2 separate regions of the Mus musculus genome follow, and region 1 is linked to region 2. Evidence: chromatin loops called from intact Hi-C (ENCODE). Cell type or tissue: heart. All regions are shown on one strand. Each heading gives the region's core, and the rest is flanking DNA. Links, peaks and the distances in the headings are about the cores only.

Region 1 (2,919 bases), core at 111-2,610, 50 kb after region 2:
CAGTTCCCAACACCCTTGATAAGTAGCACACAACTGCCTATAACTCTGGCTCCAGGGCACCTGACACTTCCTTCTGGTTTCTTTGGCCAACTGCACTCACATGCACACACACACACACAATTTTTAAAGATAGCCATTTATAAACAGTGAAAAATAAAAAAAGATAACCATTTCATAAAATTAATGATCATAAGATAAAACAAATACATAAATAAAATAAATAAATTGTTGAGCTATTTAAATTTTTTAAAGGCTTTCCTGAATGGAGATAGTAAGAACGTGCTTTAAATTTAAAAGTAATCAGACGCCTAATGAGAATATATAGCTAGGCTAGGGTGCTGACTCAGTCAGCAAAGTACTTGCTGTGTAAGCGTGAGAACCTGAACCTGGTTCCCAGCACCCACGTAAAAGCTGTGAATGGTGGTGATGTCTGTAACTCTGGAGCTGGAGGTCAGGGACAGGGGGATCCTGAAGGTATGCTGGATAGTCAGTCTAGCAAAAATGGTTCATAGAGAGTCAGAGGACAGGGGGAAAGAAGGGGGAGGAGGAGGGGAGAAGAAGAGGAGGGGGGAAGGAGAAAGGGAGAGGAGGAGGGGGAAAGAGGAAGATGAGGAGAAAAGGGAGGGGAGAGAGAGAGAGAGAGAGAGAGAGAGAGAGAGAGAGAGAGAGAGAGAGAGAGAGAGAGAGACCTTGTCTCCAAAAGTAAGATGAAGAGTGATAGAGAAAGATACCGGACAACAACCTCTGACTTCCTCCTGCATTTAAACACACGTAAGCACACACAGGTACACCCGTAAACTAGACATTAACACACAAAGAATGTGTAGCATTAACACACTCTTTTTTGTTTTTTTGTTTTTGTTTTTGTTTTGTTTTTCGAGGCAGGTTTCCCTGTATAGCCCTGGCTGTCCTGAAACTCATTTTGTAGACCAGGCTGGCTTCGAACTTGCATTAACACACTCCTAAGTTCTAATGTCCAAATCAATATCTTTCCTTATGTGACAATTTGTCAACACTAAATCATGATCTTTTCAAGTATTTAGTATCCAATCTAAAACAGTTTACACATCTACAATTGGATAGTTAACATTTGAGCTTTGTGAGAGAGCACTGAATCAAAAGGCACTGGTCTTGTGGAAGGAAAGCTTCAAGAGGTGACATCGCACCCTTAAAGGATCTCATCTTTGTCCAGGGCAGAGCCAGCTACATTCACTTCACCAGAACATCTCACTGCATGATAACAGCATCAGTTTGTATCAACAAATGCAGTCCGTTTCTCTGTGAACCAATAAACTGAGTGGTTACAATACATTGGGTAGCTGAGATGCTGGTGGGGCTTGTCTATGTTAGCTTTAGAGGTCATACTCCCTTTCTCATGCAAATGCTAAGATGTGAAGCTTATTCATCAATACACTAAATCTGTCCACATGCTCAGTGATGGATAACATGAACTAGCCTTCCCGATAGTTTAAGTTTAGTTACTGTCAGGGTTGGGACTCAAACCAACTGTCTGCCATCAGAGCTCTTTCCACACAAGAGACTAAGCCTAACCCTGCCACCTCCTGCTAACACGGGACTTTCCAGCCCTTGAACCGGCCCCCCTAAGCTATTTTGAGCAATCTCAAGGGGTCTGGCATGTGGCCAACAACAAGCCTGGTCAGCTCCCCAGCACATGTTCCCTTCCTGGCACTGTCACCTTTGTGCTAACTCCTGCTGTCTGCCAAGCTATCTTCTCTAGGGGGAAACTACTTGCCCTCCTGTACTGAGAGGACACCAGCACAGGGCCGTGGGCTCTTGAAATCCAGTATAAACTTTTTCGTTTCCCTGATATCCATGGGAATCCTATCTGAGTCCCCAGCAGAGTCACTCCTGATACTACCCAAAGGTACACCATTGTGTCAGCTTGTCCTCCCTTAGAACAGTAATGATACTGTTTCCTTACTTAGCACCTACCATGAGCCACATACTGTTTTTGAGCACTGGATTCGAGCTTAACATCCCTGTGAGGCAGATATTATTAATATCTCCCATAGTATGGATGAAGAAGCTAAGGGCCAAACGTGTTATTTTAGAAAAATAGCCTGTGGACACAGGTGGCAGGGTGGTCAGGCAGAGGAAGTGTTGACCCATGGTCTTCAGAATCGATGCTCTGTGGCCCTTCCAGGCAGAATCCTCATCCCATGACAGATATCTGGGTACCTGTACTCTGCCAGCCATCAGACAGGTCTACCTATGTGGGATAGCCTGCAGCTAGAGCTGGGTACTCAGCATGAAAGCAAGGTCCTCCCTATAGCAAAGGGTTCTACAGAGGCCCTACACAGTAATTCTTGCTCTTGGCGATGCTTTGGGTCTTTTGAAGGCAGCACAATCCCCAGGGCTGGTCACTTGGCAGTTTCTGTGGTGTCTCTGCCTACATCCTATTCTTGTGCTCAAGGTCACAGTGTATTTCTACATAGAGTGGAAACACATATAGTAACACAACACCTCAGGCTAGGAACGCTGGGAGGAGGTCCATTTTGACTCACACTTCTTGAGATAACATGGTCAAGGCGCCACATTGGGTGATAACCTTCATACTCAGTCTCGCCATCTCATAAGGTATCATATGGCAAAAGACAAGGAGTGTGTGTGTGTGTGTGTGTGTGTGTGTGTGTGTGTGTGTGTGTTCTAGTCTCTTCTTCAAAAGGCAGCAACATTCAGTTATGAGGGCTCAATACTAGTGACTTCCTCTAATCCTGATCACCTCCCCTAGGCCCTACCTAGAAACATAGACAGATTGTGTATACTATCACTATACAACGTCATAAAGAGGAGTAAATCTCACCATGGGTTCTGAAGGGCAAATCCGTTGGGGTATAATAGTTTGGATCTCAAATGCTCTGCAAAGGCTTGCCTGTTAAAGCTTGACCCCTAAAATTG
Region 2 (2,919 bases), core at 90-2,589:
AACTGAGCTTCACTTTATTGCTGTGAAATGGAAACCAAATTAACACCAGGCACATTCCACACGTCAAGGCAGAACTGATCTCTGCATCCTTAAAGAAAGTTTGTTCGTGTCTTATGTAGTTTGCTATTTCTCGCTTGGATAGAGAGGCAAAGAACAGGCTTATGAGATAGGAGACCAAAGTGAAGTGCTCTTGATTCAATTACACAGCAAATAGAAATGCCATTTCTGATCTTGGAAAGAATAATTTTGGCCTTTCTATACATCATTATTTGATAAGGACTCAGAAAAAGGTAGATTTTCTGGAACGAAGAGCTGTGAATGCAATTACAGCCTCAACTGTACCCAGCCACAGAGCTCCTGCCTAGCCTGCCGAGGCCTAACTAGGGAAGGATCTTTCAGCATAAGATGAGTATCTGTCCTCCTGAAACAGCCTCTGAACATGTTGATAGCCTGGCTATCAGAGTCCCTACCAGAGGACCTGTGTCTATCCCACAACCTAAAAGAACGAGCCAGTCATTGCCCTCGATGAGTGATGATATGAGGAATTTGTGCAGCTGAGCTGGGCCCAAATATTCCTTCCTTTCTGAATTGTTTAGGGAGAGGGGAAAGGAGAGAAGGGAGGGGGGTTACTGATTTATTTCACCCTGCTGCAAAGGAGTTCCCGTAAGAACTCCTCTCGTCTATAACTCCCTGTCTATAGGGGGAAAAAACGATGATCTTCACTAAAGACCTGAAACACCCCTGGAAGTCATAAACCTCTGGACACAAACCACAGTTTTGCCTCTTGCAAACTTTGGATTAGAACTTGAAAAGGGGGAAAGGATTATGGCTGAAGTAAAGGGTGCTCAGGGGATTTGGTTTGTATCAACACAAACCCCTGAAAGGCAGCAGGGAACAGAGGCTGCGTACTCAGACCTGGAAGTGCTTTTCACATAAAGATACCTCAGATGTCTGTGAAACTCTGCCTTGGATTACACAGGGATGAGGGTGTCACCCCATAATCCCACTAGTGCCAGAGGGAACATGAGAATACAAGAGGCAAAGCGGTACAGAAGACTGAATACGGGCAGTTCTTTTTTCTTTCTTCCCTTTTTGAACTAAGCCACAGTACTTAGAAATTCTAAGTATACCCAAAGCAAAGTTATTCTTTGGGTTGAGCTATGAACGGAGCCAGTTTTTATATAGCTTCCAAAATTTCTCCAGTTTAGCTCACGTTGCCAGAATCTGTCCTTCCAGACTGATGTGTCTAATAGCTTGTGTCGGCCACGGATACAGAATCACATTGTGATGGGTCCCAAAGACTCTATCAGAGTATGCTGTGTTCCAGCAGCAGCTCCGGCGACTCCTTCCAGCTGGCAGTGCGAAGGGGTCATTAGCAGAGGAGCCTGGGCTCCAGGTGCTTGAGAGACACTCATGGTGACAGCAGTTGGGGGCTGGTTAACAAGTGGAGCATTGGAGGCTGAGGCAAAAGCTCACTGGGTTAAAGTGCAAGTCTCTGAGAATCAAGGAGACCTCAGTTCAATACCCAGAACCTACATAAAATGGCTGGCTACAGTGCTGTGCTCTTGTAAGTCCAGAGCTGAGGAGTTACAGACCAGTGGATATTTGGGGCTTGCTTGCCATCTACCCTTGGCTAATGGACAAGCTCTAGATCCAGTAAGTGACCGTGTCTCAAGAAAGCACACTAATTGATCTTGTGGGGGATCTTCCGACTGATACCTTAGGTCGACTTCTACCAGGTACCCCACACACGTACCCCCGTGCATACATGGGGCACACAAGATGTTTGTGTGGTTGTGTGTGCTTGAGTAATAACTAAAATCATTTTAGGCACAAATTCAAACTCTGAGAAAGTAGCTGTTATCTTTCTGGAATCGTGAGGGTTGTTAGGTAACAAAGGCAGAAGAGAGGCAGGGATTTTAGGGGAAATTAAAAGTCTGAACGCTTCTGGCACAGGTAACAAATTGGGAGGTGATTAACTACATTAAATGAGGATTTGTCACAGAGTTTCTTCAAACAGGCCATTTCCCTTGTCACTTGAAGTGTTTGATGAAAATTCATTACCCACGGCACCTCTTAAATAAAGCATGATCTTGCCTATTGATCGCAGCTGATTTACTTCATTATGGGCAATTTTTCTCAAATGGGATTCACCCCTGCAATATTAATAGGCTACCTTGACAATACCTTATCTACATCTGCTTTGCGCTGCTACAACAGAGTGCCACAGCCTGGGTCATTTATAAAGAGCCAGTGCTTTGCTTCAGTTCAGGAGGCTGGAGAGGCCACAGTGGAGGTGCTGGCATCTGAGGGAGGGTCCTCCCCATGGTGGAGGGGGAACGGGTGACAGAGGGAGGGTCTTCCCCATGGTGGAGGGCGATTGGGTGACAGCACATGTGCACATGCACACACGCACATATTCACACATCTGCATATGCATGCAGGTACATGCTAGAAGGGATCTTGAGAGGACTGCAGCCAAACGTATGTATTCACCGGAAACCCACCCACACCATCACTAACCCACAATGCCAGCATCAAAGGTCCCACCTCCCAACACAGCTACACCAAGGATTTGTTTTCTAGCACTCAGACTTCAGGAAGCACAGCAAAGGCATAGCACGGCTGGAAATAAGATTAGCCTCACTCCAGTCTTCTGCAAGTTACAACTTTGTGCAAGCTGTAAGTGTGCACATGTGTTGGTAGCCTGGCGATGACTGGGTTTCCATTCTTTACCCAGGGACGCGACGGTATCATGGTTCCCACTTCCTTTGGGTGGCCTGCATATCCGTGACAGTGTTGAGGACCCAAAAAACTACAACACAAGGCCTTTCCTGTATCCCTGCTAACAAGGAGGGTTGTGCTGAACACAGGTTCAATCCACAGCTTCCACCTTCCCCTCAGTTCCATCTCGGAAAA

What was found. A loop is a pair of places that touch in the nucleus more often than their neighbours do. Peaks named below come from ENCODE experiments on the same cell type or tissue, not always from the same donor. Only the 100,000 strongest peaks of a DNase experiment are listed, where the experiment ranks them.
Region 1: it touches region 2 in a loop (2.2-fold over the local background); 3 of 42 quality-filtered maps call a loop at or near these places.

What each region holds. Positions count from the first base shown.
Region 1 is chr5:91,628,027-91,630,945 of GRCm38, forward strand. No RefSeq gene overlaps it. Among named protein-coding and RNA genes, the nearest start is that of Gm36222, 79 kb to the right of the region's middle. In heart, for the core only: no CTCF peak of the experiment used is centred there; a DNase peak (open chromatin) is centred at 1,655; H3K27ac peaks cover 2,028 bases.
Region 2 is chr5:91,577,775-91,580,693 of GRCm38, forward strand. All of the region lies in intron 1 of Parm1 (prostate androgen-regulated mucin-like protein 1), which reads left to right. Among named protein-coding and RNA genes, the nearest start is that of Parm1, 62 kb to the left of the region's middle. In heart, for the core only: no CTCF peak of the experiment used is centred there; a DNase peak (open chromatin) is centred at 1,367.